5 separate regions of the Homo sapiens genome follow, and regions 1, 3, 4 and 5 are each linked to region 2. The links are chromatin contacts, found by Hi-C or POLR2A ChIA-PET in ENCODE. All regions are on one chromosome and are shown on one strand. Each heading gives the region's core, a stretch centred on a gene start or an enhancer-like site at or near the end of the contact. The rest is flanking DNA. Distances are from core to core; before and after follow the strand shown. Region 1 overlaps LOC105377067 (a long non-coding RNA gene). Region 2 overlaps LRRC2 (leucine rich repeat containing 2). Region 3 holds the start of CCR1 (C-C motif chemokine receptor 1). Region 4 has its middle 38 kb from the start of CCR3. Region 5 overlaps CCDC12 (coiled-coil domain containing 12).

Region 1 (2,700 bases), core at 32-2,531, 350 kb before region 2:
CCAGGTACTAAGCATAGTACCCGATAAGTATTTTTTTCTGAACTTTTCCCTCCTCCCACCCTCCACCTTCAAGTAGGCCCCAGTGTCTGTTGTTCCCCTCTTTGTGTCCATGTGTTTTTATTATTTAGCTTCCACTTATAAGTGAGAGCATGCATCTATCTTTGATTGTTTTTTTACAATTGAGTTATACAAGCACTCTCTAAATTCTGGTACCAGCTTTTTATCATAAATGTGTTTTGCAAATATTTCTCCCAGTGTTTTTCCTGTCCTTCCATTTTCTTAATGGTATCTTTTGAAGTGCAAGGTTTTCAATTTTGATGAGGTCTATTTTATCAATTTTTTCATTTATAAATCACATTTTTAAAAGAAATCTGTCTGGCCCAAAGTCCTAAAGATTTACTTCTATGTTTACTTCTAAAAGTTTAATTGTTTCAACTCTTACATTTAAGTCTATGATTTGTTTTCAGTTAATTTTTGTGCATGGTGTGAGGTGAGGGTCCAAGGTCATTTTTTTTGCATACACATAGTTATATTATGAAATGTTTTTCTAGAAGTTAATATGATAATAGCTTAATATTTTATTTTATGAACATACTATAAACAGTGAGGTCCTGGTAAATATTTGACAATCATCTCTTTTAAAAAAGCCCTGATTTGTAGTATTTGCCAATTTCCCTGTGTAAATATTCCAACAGTGTTTAATTTAAAGCTACTACATGACATAACATATGGAGTTGGGAAGAAGTCACACCATTGATTCTTATGAATTGCTACAAGCTGGCTCTAGCATATCACTAAATCAATTTAACCAATCTCCTGGGTTTTTGTTTTATTTTTGTTTGCTTCTTGTTTTTCTCTCTTTTACCCTCAATATATACAAAAGATGCAAAAAAGAAACAAAAAGCAGAAACAGTCTATTTTATTCATCGCTATAAATGAATGCTGTATCTCTAGGGAGTTTCTAGTTCTCTCTCCTTAGGAACACAGCTGTGGGCAACATCCTTGAAGCCTTTCTGTGGTCACATTTAGTAGTGTCTATCACATTTACTTTCAGACAACCCCCTCGCCAGCCTTGCTTCCTTTTAATGATAAAGAAAATCAAGTTTTGACAAATAGAGTATAAAGCAGCTTGAACTTCTGCAATTTTGCAAAAACACATATACAAAATTTAAATTATAGAGGTGACTTCCCCCCCTTTTTTTTCTCCCTCTCAAGAACCAAGTATAGAATTAAGCAAATGCTGAGGAGGAAAATAGTTGTCTTGACAGGCAGTGGAAGTCAAGTGTGAATGGCCACAATGTGTCAGCTTCCTGAAAGTGTCTTGTACATAAGAGTACTGCAAAGAAATCACTGGAGTGTGACACTGTTTCAGATAAATATATCTGATCTTCCTTTCGAGGAAATCTTGTAAGAAGTGCAAATAAAACTAGGGGGCCACTTTGGATCAGATGCTTTTTTTTTTTTTTTGAGGGAGGGTCTCACTCTGTCACCCACACTGGAGTGCAGTGGTGTGATCATGGCGCACTGCAGCCTCGACCTCCAGGGCTCAAACAATCCTCCCATCTCAGCCTCCTGAATAGCTGGGACTACAGGTGTGCACCACCATGAGTGACTCATTTTTGTATTTTTTGTAGAGACAGGGTTTTGCCATGTTGCCCAAGTTGGTCTCAAACTCTTGGGCTCTCAAAATGCTGAGATGATAGGCATGAGCCCCCATGCCTGGCCAATAGATATTTTTAATAAGTAGTTATTAGATGCCTATCTGTAGCTCTGTGGAGCCCACATAGCTTTATCCACATTGTTACAAATGGGAAGCAGCAGAGGCCTGGGATCTGGGAGAGCAGTGAGCCATGGGGGATTTGGAGGAGAAAGGGCACTAAGTTGTATGGGGATAAGAGGGTTTTGAGCAACTGTCACTATTTGGCAAGACCTTTATTCAATATAATTACCATTATTTAAAGTACCCCTTTCTATTACTATGAAAAGTGAGGCTCAGAGAGATGTGAAAGTGCTTACACAGGGACTTCTGGCTTACAAATACCTGCTTTTTAAACTCTGTGCTCAGAGTGTGCATTGGGAGTCACCTCATGAAGTGGAGACTCAAGCTCAGTGACTCATCACAGCCTCCTGCTCTGGCCCCATGTCCCAGTCAGCCCACTCACTGCCCCATGCTCCCCCTCTCACTCCTGCTCCCCTGCACATGACGGGAGTCATACTAACCTTTGTGCAGGTCCCAGAGAGAGTCATGCTTCTGGCCTTCATTCACTCCACACCCTTACCCCGGAATGTTCATCCCACTGTGTTCTTCTAAGAAGCAACTGCTCATCTTTTTCTTTTCTCTGTCTCCTTCTCACTCTCTTTCCCCAACTTTCCCCCCATTAGACTTCTTCTCCTTCTTGCCCTTTCTCCTTCCTTTCTTTCTTTTCACAAAGAATAGTTTTTCTTATGATGTGGCCATTTTAAAAGTTGGATAGGCCAGCCTGGTGGCTCATGCCTGTAATCCCAGCACTTTGGGAGGCCAAGGCAGGAGTATCCCTTGAGGCCAGGAGTTCAAGACCAGCCTGGGCAACAAAGCAAGATCCTGTCTCTACAAAGGATAAAAATAAAGTATTAGCTGGGTGTAGTGACATGGGTCTGTGGTCCCAGCTACTGAGGAGGTTGAGGCGGGTGGATCTCTTGGGTCCAGGAGTTCAAGACCGC
Region 2 (2,700 bases), core at 23-2,522:
TGGTACTTTTCAGTCATAGAAATTCTAAGGTCCTTTCTACCTTTCCAGAAACTAGGCAAGGAAACAGAAGTACTTATCCTTGTTGGGTCTAAAATTTGATTTTACCCTGCTTAGAAGCTAATAAATTTTGCCTATTCCTGTTTCATGGATACCGACAGAAGACACGAGGCTCCTGGTCCAACACAGCATACTGATGTGAGTTGCACTTACAGCTAAGTTTACCAAGCGTGATGCAGATGGCCTGGATAGATGCTATGCACATATACATCACAGCTGAGAACCCTGAGCTTGGGGAACCCACCACTTTTACAGCAAGTGGTTAGCAAGGCTGCTCTTTGCCTGGGAGCAGGTGTCTCCTCATCCCTCAAGGTTAGTACATGCATATGCATCCCCAAGATCGGCCTGGGTAAGAGGGTGGTCAGAGCCTTGTAGTCTTGACACAGCCAGCAAGACATGTATGAACACCAGAGGCTCCACAAGCCACCTGTCCCACAGGGTCTTGGCTTCTGGTAAATTTTCACATAACTATGCGAAACCACTGGTCCCAGGGCACATGTGTAAGAATGGAGCTCCATGCAGCTCCAGACCTTCACTCCTTGCACCCCAGGAAAAAGAGAAGCAATAATGATCACTGTCATTTTCATTTTAAGATAACACAACTGAATAATGACTGAGAATTATAAAATTTTGATCCATCAAAAAGACATCAGGCTGGTTACTGTGGCTCATGCCTGTAATCCCAGCACTTTGGGAAGCCGAGGCAGGCAGAGCACCTGAGGTCAGGAGTTTGAGACCAGCCTGGTCAACATGGTGAAACCCCTTCTCTACTAAAAAAAAAAATACAAAATCAGCTGGTGGCACGTGACTGTAACCCTAGCTACTTGGGAGGCTGAGGCAGGAGAATCACTTGAACCAGGGAGGCAGAGGTTGCAGTGAGCCGAGATTGTGCCATTGCACTCCAGCTGGGGCAACAAGAGCGAAACTCCGTCTCAAGGAAAAGAAAAAAAAAGACAACATAAGCTAAACTAGATTTATCAATGGACTAATGTATAAGAGCAATACATTACATTTCTAATAAGCATACTGCACGTTTATAGGTTTAAAACAAAAAGAAAATAAACACAGAGTTCCTAAATAAAATATTGCTCACTCATGAAACTTCTGGTTTCTGAGCAATTGGCAAGTGTCCTGTGTGCTGAGTTATACAGGCGAGACGCCGACCTCACCACCCAAAGGGATGCTGCAAACAAGCAGCTCTGGGGAGCCTCCAAACGGCCCTGCCCAACCACTTCCTGGGGAAGCTGGAGAGGAAACACGGTGTCTGCACAGTGTCTGTCACCTGCCTGACAGCTGCCTGCTTAACACACCAGAGGCCCGAAGACCCCTGCTAAGTTGACATACCGATTTCTGCTGGAAGATGTGAGATTTGGTTTTTTGGCAGATCCAGAATTCTCATCGCTTGAAATAACTGAATATATGTAGGAATGATTTGAATCAAGGTATTGCTTATGTACCATTCTCTCAGGTGTGTCTGCTCCTTCAATGAATCTGGGAGCTCCTAAAATAGAAAGAATGACATCAATCAGAACTAGCTCCTCCGTGTGCACAAAGCCGTGTAAAACCAAGCATTTATTTTAAAACAGGAAGTGAGAAAGCAGACACGAGAGCATAAAACTTAACCACCAGCACTCCAGCCATTTCAAAAAGAAACCAAAGACACCGCAGTTGTCGTCAACTTCACAACAGTATATTAGCCCTATTTCAAAACTGCCGTGAATTCATGATGTTATTAAAATTAAATCCTAGTGAACACAAAAAACCAGACTCACACTTAGAGCCACAATGTGTATTATTTATTTGCAACATACCAACTTAACATCCCCTAAGGTCTGTCTATACATTCGATTTCAAAATTTGTGCTTCGTTTCCCTTTGTCTGTAGTTGCTTTTAGAAATACTTGATAAACCTCTAATATTTGCTGTACCACATTTCCAAATATTCTTAAGAGTCTATGAAAGGGAAAAAGCATGAGAAAGACAGTCAGCTGGGACACCTGAGTTCCGGCCCAGGCCCTGCCATTTTCCAGTCACGCCACCTCCCTGGGTCTCCACTGCTGAAATGACATTGATGAACTCAGTGTCCAAGGCCTCCCCTAGCTCAAGTGTTCTGGGATAAAACTGTAAAGGTGTCAAGCAAGAAGCGTTTAAAGACTTTAAGGAGGCTATTTGTCCAGCTGAAGAAATCTAATTCACCGAGAGTTACCGAGCCCCCATTGCAGGTGAGGGGTGCTCAGCACTGAGGGGTGGGGCAAAGACGAGACACACAGGTCCCCTGACCTCAGAAGCTGACCACAACGCACCATCAGCAAAGTGGCTGGAGCACAGGGTGGAGGTGGGATGAGGTGTGGAAAACTCCATGGCAGTTGAAGGGGAGGTGGAGGGAGCAATGGAGTCCATAGTGATCCTTCTTTTTTGTACTTGGTACTTGTAATGTGCTTTACAACCATTGCCCTCCTGTGTGTGGGTTAAGCTGTTAACTTGCAAAAGTGCTTTCACTCTAGTATTATCTCATGCAACAGTACCATAAGATAGGCAAAGTGGGCCGGGCACAGTGGCTCACGCCTGTAATCCCAGCAATTTGGGAGGCCAAGGCGGGTGAATCACCTGAGGTCAGGAGTTCGAGACCAGCCTGGCCAACATG
Region 3 (2,700 bases), core at 32-2,531, 330 kb before region 2:
CACTCCACATTCAGCATGTTGGTAGCTTGAAACTGACCACAGTGGGGGCATTTATACCATGAAAATCAACAAATGTTATAAAGCAGGGATCTTTTCTTCAGAAGAGTCAGTTGTTGAACATTTACCAGCACATCACTGCCCAGGCCCCACATTCTGAACAGTCCAGCACTGTCCCACTGCTCGGTGCGGGAACTAAAGGATCAGTGAGTGGCACATAGCCTGGTGCCAGGTTGTGCAAACTTTTGGGAGTTTCCATCTCTTCTTTGAAATCTGGGACCCACCAAGACCACCTATGAAGTAGATACCTATACGGAGCCACCATGCCCCTCTATCTTCAGAACAAAATCCTGACCTGTGTCTTTGTTAGTAGAGCAGAACAGATGCCCCCCAAGATCACCTGGCCAGCTCCTTGCCTTTGGGTGAGTGAAAGCCTACCTCTTCCAAAGATAGCAGTGCCAATTTTGAGGATCCTTGGTTCTAGTCTTCTTAAGAGATAGGTTCAGTATCAAATCATCCTTGCATCTGCCAAGATTTTTCTAGCTAATATTTCCCTCTTGCTATAATTTCTTCATACACCATGTTTGGTTTTCCTTTACATGGGGGAATTTGGCAAGCAATTTTTTTTTTTTTTTCAGACAGACTCTTGCTCTGTCGCCAGGCTGGAGTGTAGTGGTGCAATCTCAGCTCACTGCAACCTCCACCTCCCGGATTCGAGTGATTCTCCTGCCTCAGCCTCTTGAGTAGCTGGGACTACAGGCATGCGCCACCATGCCCGGCTAATTTTTATTTTTAGTAGAGACAGGGTTTCACCATATGGCCAGGATTGTCTCCATCTCTTGACCTCATGATCCACCTGCCTCGGTCTCCCAAAGTGCTGGGATTACAGCCGTGAGCCACTGCGCCCCGCCAAGTAATTTCTTATTGAATAGGTTTCCACAGAAAACACCTTTTGTCCCTTAGTACTGACTGACTTTCTTAATCAGTAACCAAAAGCCAATCCTTCAAGTAAGCTTCCTTTTTAGCAAAAAAGCCTATATTTCATCTGAGCACCCAGCTTTATAAATCCACCATTCTCAGTATTGCTACAGTATTAATTGCCTTGGAGATGCATCCATGGGCTACTTAGACATTTGCCCAGCCTACTCAAAGAATTCCCCCTACCTTTGAGGAGCCCCTAGCTGCATGCATGTCTTTGAACAACACTGCCCTCCACAGTAACAGATAAGACAGAAAAGACAAGTGACACTTACTCTGGTTCCAAGGGACTTTGTCCGTGAAGTCTTTGTTTCTGGGGCTTTCTGGGTTTTTATGAATTCAAGTTTCAAGATCCTGACCAAGTAGGAAGTACTCAGCTTCCTGTGTGATGATGGAGAATTGGCTCCAGTTTCACAGTCTTTCAAAATGACAAGAAAGGGACAAAGTTCTTCTTTTTGTGTGGTTTGGTGCTCATGAATGGCCACAACGCCCACCAGTGGCCACTTCCTGGAAGCCAAGTTAACTGCGAGGATTTTCTCTGCTCACTCTGAGCCTCTTGAGTCTTGGCCCTGGGAGCTCAGCCTTAAGGGAATTGGGGGCAGGTGAAGCTGAGTTGGGTGAGGTGGGTGGCAGTGAGATGTTCCCAGAATGTTTGGAGCAATTGAAGTGTGGGATGTGTGTATGTGGGATGGGGGCAGGGCATAGAGCTCTTGTGGTCAGCGGCAGACTTCTTTTTTTTCTTCTTCTTAAAGATTGTGAATGGAAGGATTTAAACTGGAACCCTGAGTCCTGTTCCTCAAAACTAACTGACATGGGTGCTCACAGAGGCAGCAGCTTCTCTTTGGCACCCTATGCCCCTCGGCTTCTGGGAGCTCATTGTCCCTCTGCTCTCTGCTCCCCAAGTCCCTCCCCACCAAACCTCAGAGAGTGGCTTTGCCCCAGGAACCTCCAGCATGAAGGGAATATAGGTCTGTTGGTTACATTTTGACCTTCCCTTTCTGATGCCCCATTCCTGTTTTACGTGATGGTCAAACATGGGCCAAGTTCAAATCCCAGCTCTCCACCTGTGACATGGGCAGATCACTCACCTTTCTAAGTCTTGGTTCCTACTCTGCTAAATGGGAGTATTGAATGCTTACCTCAGAGGAGAAGCACGAAGTCAACTTGTACATGAAAAATGTCAGAGTGCCTGGCACAGTGAAAAATGTCTGACAAATGATGAGTACTGTGACTCTCCTCACAACTGCCAACACCTACTCTGCCTCTGCCCTTGTGTCTTCTATAAAGTGGGGACACCCCTAACCTTCCTCACGGCATTGCTACAAAGCACTGTTTCAGAAATCATCAGTGTGAATGTGCTTTGAAAAGATCACTTGTCTCTTCATGGTTCAGTTTTCTTATCTGTAAAATGAAGAATTCAGACAAGATGGCCTAAGCTTGACATCTGATCATCACTCAGCTTCACCCCAAAGAAATAAATGGGGGTCTGCATGTGCCTGGCTATTTGCAGTACTTTGCTGGTGGATCAGTTTCCAAAGAGAACAGAGGCTTGTGAGGCCTGCCTTTTCCTTGATCCTGTCTAAAGTAAGGGACATGGTCAGTACCTCATCCTTGACCAGGCTTCCAGCTCTGCTCTAGGTTTCATTCCACAGAGGGGATGTACCAGGCAAATCTGCTTGTTCATTGAACAAATATTTATTCAGTACTCACAATGTGCCGGACATT
Region 4 (2,700 bases), core at 86-2,585, 260 kb before region 2:
TCCAGGGAGATGATGAGTGTTTGAATTAGTTAGCAGGAAGTAAGACTCCCTTCCAACTCCAAGATGGGAAAATGGCACCCATGTGATAGAATGGCTAAACAACTAGTCAAGTTATCACCTCAGACCATGTGCCTATTGAGAATGAAGCCTGGTGGGATGAGGGTGGGGGTTGGCAGGAAGGTGCTGCTATCCACCAATCTAAAGAGGATGAAGAAGGCCAGAACTAGAGGGTAGGATGGCTGCTTCTGAAGGCACTGAGAAACTTAAAGCAAGACCATTCAAATGCTGAAACTTTCATTCTCAAGTTAGAGTGAAACTTAAAGCCTTTCTGTGACCACGTTGAAAAAAAAAAGTCTCTTATTACTTGCAGCTGCCAGGTTAAGACTGGTGGAAATTAATTCAGAGCATGAAGTGTCTTAATTATAGTAGGAGTTGTATTTGCAAATTTGCTAAAAAGCCTGTATGAATGTTAAGGCATTGGTAAGATAGACTGAGGATCAGTGGGAATGGGGATATCTGGGAGGATGCACAGGACCTGGGAAACCCTGTTCCTCCATCCCCTCTGGCACACTGTCATTTCTACTTTTCCTTCTAAGGAAGCTGTTTTCCCTTAGCATGAGAAAGGTAACAGTTCGCTCTTCATTGTTGCTCACCTAATAAACAGGATTTGAATTCAACCTGGCCCAGAGGGTAAAATGCAGAATCAAGGTATGGGAAAAAATTCCGTAAAGAATTATAGAAAGTGGTCAATGAACATTATTGAAAAACTGAGTTTGGCTTTTAAGAGTGCTTAATAAAAAATTGCAGAATAGAAATTTGGATTGGGCTGAATTAATTGACATGTACACTCATTGAAAATATTGCACTCAATGGTTAAGGTCCTAAGAGTTGTTGATTGGTCTAATACAAACCTGGACCAAATGCTGGTCCATCCTCAATGAGTGTAAAAGGCCAGAGATCCCTAGGAATCATCTAGAGGAAGACAGGAACGTTATACTTCTATCAAGCATAATGTCAGTCTACCACTGACACTCTTTTTCTTGTCATAAAGACAAGATCGGAGAGGGAAGCTCATTAGGAATGATAGTGGGAGGGGCTGTAATTGAAATGCAATCTTTGACCTCAGTCAGATAGGGAGTATGTTAAGTGTGGACTTTTTACCTGCAAGAAACAACATAGATGTGGCCATTATAAAAGCCAACAGGAAAAGGATGGTGATAACACCTCTGGGAGTGATCTGACATCCGGAAGCCTCTGACTATGTTTATTCATTATGGAGATCCCAAGAATTAAGTCAAGAAAATGTCAGGTCTGGCAAAAAAACAGATCTGTCTTGAGTTGTAGTGAGAAAATGTGGCCTCTCGCCAAATTCTCAGAAGTGAGTCACTTCATAAAATGAGGGCCTTTTAAGTGAGAAGAAAACCACACCTCAAAAAAAGAGCTCTACAATATGTCATACATGATACTCTAACACCTAGGCTTTCCCAAATGAACCTGTAACCAATTTTCCTGGAATAATATGCACTGGGAAAAAGAAGCACCCACAGCCTTTGGTATTATTGATTGCCAATTTTAAGTTACAGTAATTCCAAAAGACCCAGGAAATCACTCTAGTCAGCCTCAGAGTAGGCACCCATGAGGGCCAGGAGATAGAGGTGCTTCCCCCGCCCCTTTGAGACAGGGTCTCACCTTGTCACCCAAGAGTGAGTTTGGTGGTGCGATCTTGGCTCACTGAGCCTAGACCTCCCCAGGCTCAGGTGATCCTCCCACCTCAGCTTCTTGCGTAGCTGGGACTACAGGCACATGCTACCATGCCTGGCTAATTTCTGCATTTTTTGTAGAGATGGGGTTTTGCCATGTTGTCCAGGCTGGTCTCAAACTCCTGGACTCAAGCAAACAACCCACTTGGCCTCCCAAAGTGCTAGGTGATAGAGTTTTGATGTGACTTTGTATCATCGTAGGCAGAATTTGGCCCAGAACCCACCTTGTGATTTTCACCAGTCTCCAGTGCAGTGTTAGAATGAACATACTTAGTAGGCCGGGCGCAATGGCTCACGCCTGTAATCTCAGCATTTTGGGAGGCCGAGGCGGGCAGATCATGAGGTCAGAAGTTCGAGACCAGCCTGGCCAATATGGTGAAACCCCATAACTACTAAAAAAAAAAAAAAAATACAAAAATTATCCAGGCATGATGGTGCCGGCCTGTAGTCCCAGCTACCCGGGAGGCTGAGGCAGAAGAATCGCTTGAACCTGGGAGGCAGAGGTTGCAGTGAGCCAAGGTCGCGCCACTGCACTCCAGCCTGGGCAACAGAGCAAGACTCCATCTCAAAAAAAAAAAAAAAAAAAAAAAGAATGGGATTCCCATTAGGCTTTCAGACAGTAAATAATGGCTACAACAGAGGAAGGCCCAAGTGGAAGCCACTGAAGGCCCCCTGCCCATACAAAGCAGAAAATCAAAAACAACGCTCTATCCTATGAAGAAAATAGCAGATTAGTCTCATCACAGATAAGAAAGACACAGATATGTTGATTCCTGTCATACCTCCTTTTAATGCTCCAGTTTTGCCAGTAAAAAAATTTAAAAAATAATAAAATAAAATAAATTGATGGGTCTTGGGGAATAGCCATGGAATGTTACGACTAAATCAGATGGTGACTTTCACTGTGTGTGTTGTCTTCTAAGTTTGGTCCCCTTGCTGA
Region 5 (2,700 bases), core at 1-2,500, 390 kb after region 2:
CAGAGGCCCTGTCTACTCTGTTGGAGTACGGTTCTCTTCCAGAGCTGGGCCAAGGACGCCTAGGGAGCATTCACAGGGTGTCTCTCCTGGATCATCCCATTTGACAGATAAGGGGACTGGAGGTCAGAGAGACTGTACCCTTTTCATAGGATCACACAGCAGTGGCTGCACATCTTAGCTCAAGGCAATGTATAACTCCCAGCCAGGGCTAAAGCTCCTAGGCTGAGTGATTCCCAAAAGAGAAGGCCAGTGGTCACCCACAAATTCCCCAAGTCTGGCCCCTCTTCAGAGCCTTCCTGCCCTGGGGCTCATGCCATGGAATACGCCTCAACTACTTAGAGAAAAGCATCTGGGTGTGCTGGGCCAGGGGCATGTGGCAGTGAGGAGTGACATGTGGACAGAGAAGCAGGTGCTGGAGGGCTCCAGAGGGGCGTGGCTGCCTACAGCTGTGGGAATGTGGAGGGGAGACACTCCAGGAGGAGGTGGCGCCTGGGCCTGCAATGACGCGGACAGGGTCAAGGCACAAAGCACACGAGAGGCTGACTCAGCTCCAAGACTGTTGAGAGTGGCCAGTGAGGGCTGTGAAAATAGGCATGACCATGTGCAAGGCTGGGAAGGCCACAGTCCACCAGGACAGCAGTGAGAACTGAACAGCCCCAAAGGCCTCCATGAAGAGAGAGGAGCCACAAGGGGCCAGAATCTCCCGGCAGGAGCTGCGGCTAGCTACTATGTTTTTATGTTCTTCCTGCCTCAGTCTTTTCAGGCAGGGGTGGCTGAACCAAGAACTCACTGGGGTCCTCTCTGGCTCAGGGGCTCATCAAATCCTAGCCCCACACACACAGAAGCAGGCTCCCAGGAAAATGTGTCCCTGGTAACTCCACAGGGCGGCAGGGCGAGAGGTCCTGGGGGCTGCAGGGTCTAAGAAAGGCAAGGCAGAGGCAGTGGGACAGACCCCTAGCCCCAGGGGATGCAGGAGTGGCCCCTCAGATGCTGGCCAGGTGAGACTAGGCCGCAGGTCCTCCTCCTTCCCCAGTACCTCTTTCGGTTCTTGACCAGTGGTCCCTCAGAAAAGTCCTGGGCCTCTAAGGCAGGAAACAATTTCCCAACAGGCCTCCCACAGTCTGCCATCTCCCAAGCCCTCTGTCTGGACCAGGTAAAAGTGCTGCTGACTTCCTCAGGCCCTGCAAAAGCAAGCTTTCCCAGAGGCAGGGGTGTCTGTGGCTACACAGCTAGCAAGCGGCAGTGCTTTGGACTCAGGGGCTTTCAGATGCTATTCACTCTCCTATTTAAGGGCTCCACCTGCTTCCTGCCCCCAGCTTACTTACCATCTCCTTCCTTCCTGCCAGGGCCCCTGAGCCTGGAGCCTTGGGGCTGGGCTGAACCACTGCGGGCGATGGGGCAGTACCAGCATAGCCTGTGTGGAGGAAGCCCACCTGCACTCCCAGAAGGCCCAGAGATACCCCACCCCGTCCCCCATCCTTGAACACCTGCCTCGGGCCTGGAGGTACATGTCAGGTCACAGAGGTACAGGGAGACAAAGTGGGGCATGACTGGGTGCAAAGGCTTTCGTTCACAACAGGGTGGGGAGAAATGAGGAAGAGAAACTGGGTGTGGGAAGAAAACTGCAGGGATTAGTAAGAAAAAAAACTGTCGCTTTCAGAAACGGTCTCCAGGGTTCTGTGAGAAATCAGAAGGAGAGAGGAGAGGCCACAGGGAACTGTACCCAGAACTCACAGCAGCAACACGCACCCATGCCTCCAGACCCACCCACTGCCCGAGGCTTCAGAAGGCCAACTGGAGGAGTGAACCAGAAGCAAGAGGCGGGAGCAGAGCCTTGCGCCCACTGTGCCCTGCCACCCCCAGAGCGGAGCACTGGCCAAGCAGCCAAGAACATCTAGATCCCGACCACCATGGGAAGGTCTCATTCTGGGCCTCAGTTTCCACATTTAGAAACATTACGGCTGTGCTGGGTGCATCCAGCTCTATCAAGCTGGGTCCACGCCCTCCCCAGACTCACTCTTGGAGGGTTAATCTGATGTGCAGCCACTGTTGTGTGATCGCGTGAAAATGGTGCAGTCTCTGACCTCCAGTCCCCTTAGCGTGGAGAGCTAAGAGACTTCCCCTCCCTAATGCCCACTTAACTGCCCACCCCCGGAATTCCACCACTACCAAAGGACAGGAGTCTCTGGGAGAGGTCAAGGAGCATGGGGGGGTTCAGCTTGGGGACCTGGCCTTTCCAACACAGGCCCAAGATTTAACCTCCCTTATAAAAGCAGGTGGATCACTTTAGGTCAGGAGTTTGAGCCCAGCCTGGCCAACAGGGCGAAACCCGGTCTCTACTAAAAATACAAAAATTAGGTGGGTATGGTGCCACATGCCTGTAATCTCAGCTATTCAGGAGGCTGAAGCAGGAGAATCGCTTGAACTGAGGAGGCAGAGGTTGCAGTGAGCTGAGATCGCACCACTGCACTCCAGCCTAGGCTGCAGACTGTCTCAAAAAAAAAAAATGTATATATATGTATTTTAAATGGCTTTAGAGAAGTACCAAGACAGCAAGGATTTCAGGGGCTGCAATCATGGAGATAAGGGAAGTACAACAAAGTGAGCCTGACATCACGTCCCTCTTTCCCCTTAAAGCATGTCTATTTACATGCAGCAGCTGAAAAGCTGAGAGACTGAGCAGAGCTTCCCATTAGGTTG

Evidence for each region. A loop is a pair of places that touch in the nucleus more often than their neighbours do. ChIA-PET counts read pairs that join two places held with the same protein, here RNA polymerase II (POLR2A). Pooled maps may share reads with other maps.
Region 1: a loop to region 2 is called in a map with no recorded cell type, with 12 times the contacts of the local background. The contact joins two enhancer-like sites. A Hi-C loop is called at or near these places in 15 of 37 single-sample maps with no recorded cell type and 5 of 50 pooled maps. POLR2A ChIA-PET finds 5 or more read pairs at or near these places in 2 of 52 experiments (HEK293 and activated B cell).
Region 3: a loop to region 2 is called in a pooled map, with 7 times the contacts of the local background. The contact joins the promoter of CCR1 here to the enhancer-like site in region 2. A Hi-C loop is called at or near these places in 4 of 37 single-sample maps with no recorded cell type and 8 of 50 pooled maps. POLR2A ChIA-PET finds 5 or more read pairs at or near these places in 1 of 52 experiments (HEK293).
Region 4: a pooled map shows a loop between it and region 2 (4-fold over the local background). The contact joins two enhancer-like sites. A Hi-C loop is called at or near these places in 10 of 37 single-sample maps with no recorded cell type and 11 of 50 pooled maps.
Region 5: a loop to region 2 is called in a map with no recorded cell type, with 13 times the contacts of the local background. The contact joins two enhancer-like sites. A Hi-C loop is called at or near these places in 14 of 37 single-sample maps with no recorded cell type and 5 of 50 pooled maps. POLR2A ChIA-PET finds 5 or more read pairs at or near these places in 1 of 52 experiments (OCI-LY7).

Annotation. Positions count from the first base shown.
Region 1 is chr3:46,185,935-46,188,634 of GRCh38, forward strand. The region is part of intron 1 of LOC105377067 (a long non-coding RNA gene); the gene reads left to right. Among named protein-coding and RNA genes, the nearest start is that of CCR1, 21 kb to the right of the region's middle. RefSeq lists an enhancer at 1,605-1,744. Within about 2 kb of position 1,282, at least 3 of the 41 ENCODE cell types and tissues checked have a DNase peak (open chromatin) inside an H3K27ac peak, as active enhancers do.
Region 2 is chr3:46,537,644-46,540,343 of GRCh38, forward strand. It overlaps LRRC2 (leucine rich repeat containing 2), which reads right to left. Exons shown (of 9, transcript NM_024512.5): 4 at 1,402-1,558. Among named protein-coding and RNA genes, the nearest start is that of LRRC2-AS1, 18 kb to the right of the region's middle. RefSeq lists an enhancer at 1,419-1,478. Within about 2 kb of position 1,273, at least 16 of the 41 ENCODE cell types and tissues checked have a DNase peak (open chromatin) inside an H3K27ac peak, as active enhancers do; they include OCI-LY7, where a contact is called at or near this core.
Region 3 is chr3:46,207,032-46,209,731 of GRCh38, forward strand. It overlaps CCR1 (C-C motif chemokine receptor 1), which reads right to left and starts at 1,282. Exons shown (of 2, transcript NM_001295.3): 1 at 1,251-1,282.
Region 4 is chr3:46,278,941-46,281,640 of GRCh38, forward strand. No RefSeq gene overlaps it. Among named protein-coding and RNA genes, the nearest start is that of CCR3, 38 kb to the left of the region's middle. Within about 2 kb of position 1,336, at least 3 of the 41 ENCODE cell types and tissues checked have a DNase peak (open chromatin) inside an H3K27ac peak, as active enhancers do.
Region 5 is chr3:46,925,746-46,928,445 of GRCh38, forward strand. The region is part of intron 2 of CCDC12 (coiled-coil domain containing 12); the gene reads right to left. Among named protein-coding and RNA genes, the nearest start is that of PTH1R, 49 kb to the left of the region's middle. RefSeq lists an enhancer at 1,481-1,860. Within about 2 kb of position 1,251, at least 22 of the 41 ENCODE cell types and tissues checked have a DNase peak (open chromatin) inside an H3K27ac peak, as active enhancers do; they include OCI-LY7, where a contact is called at or near this core.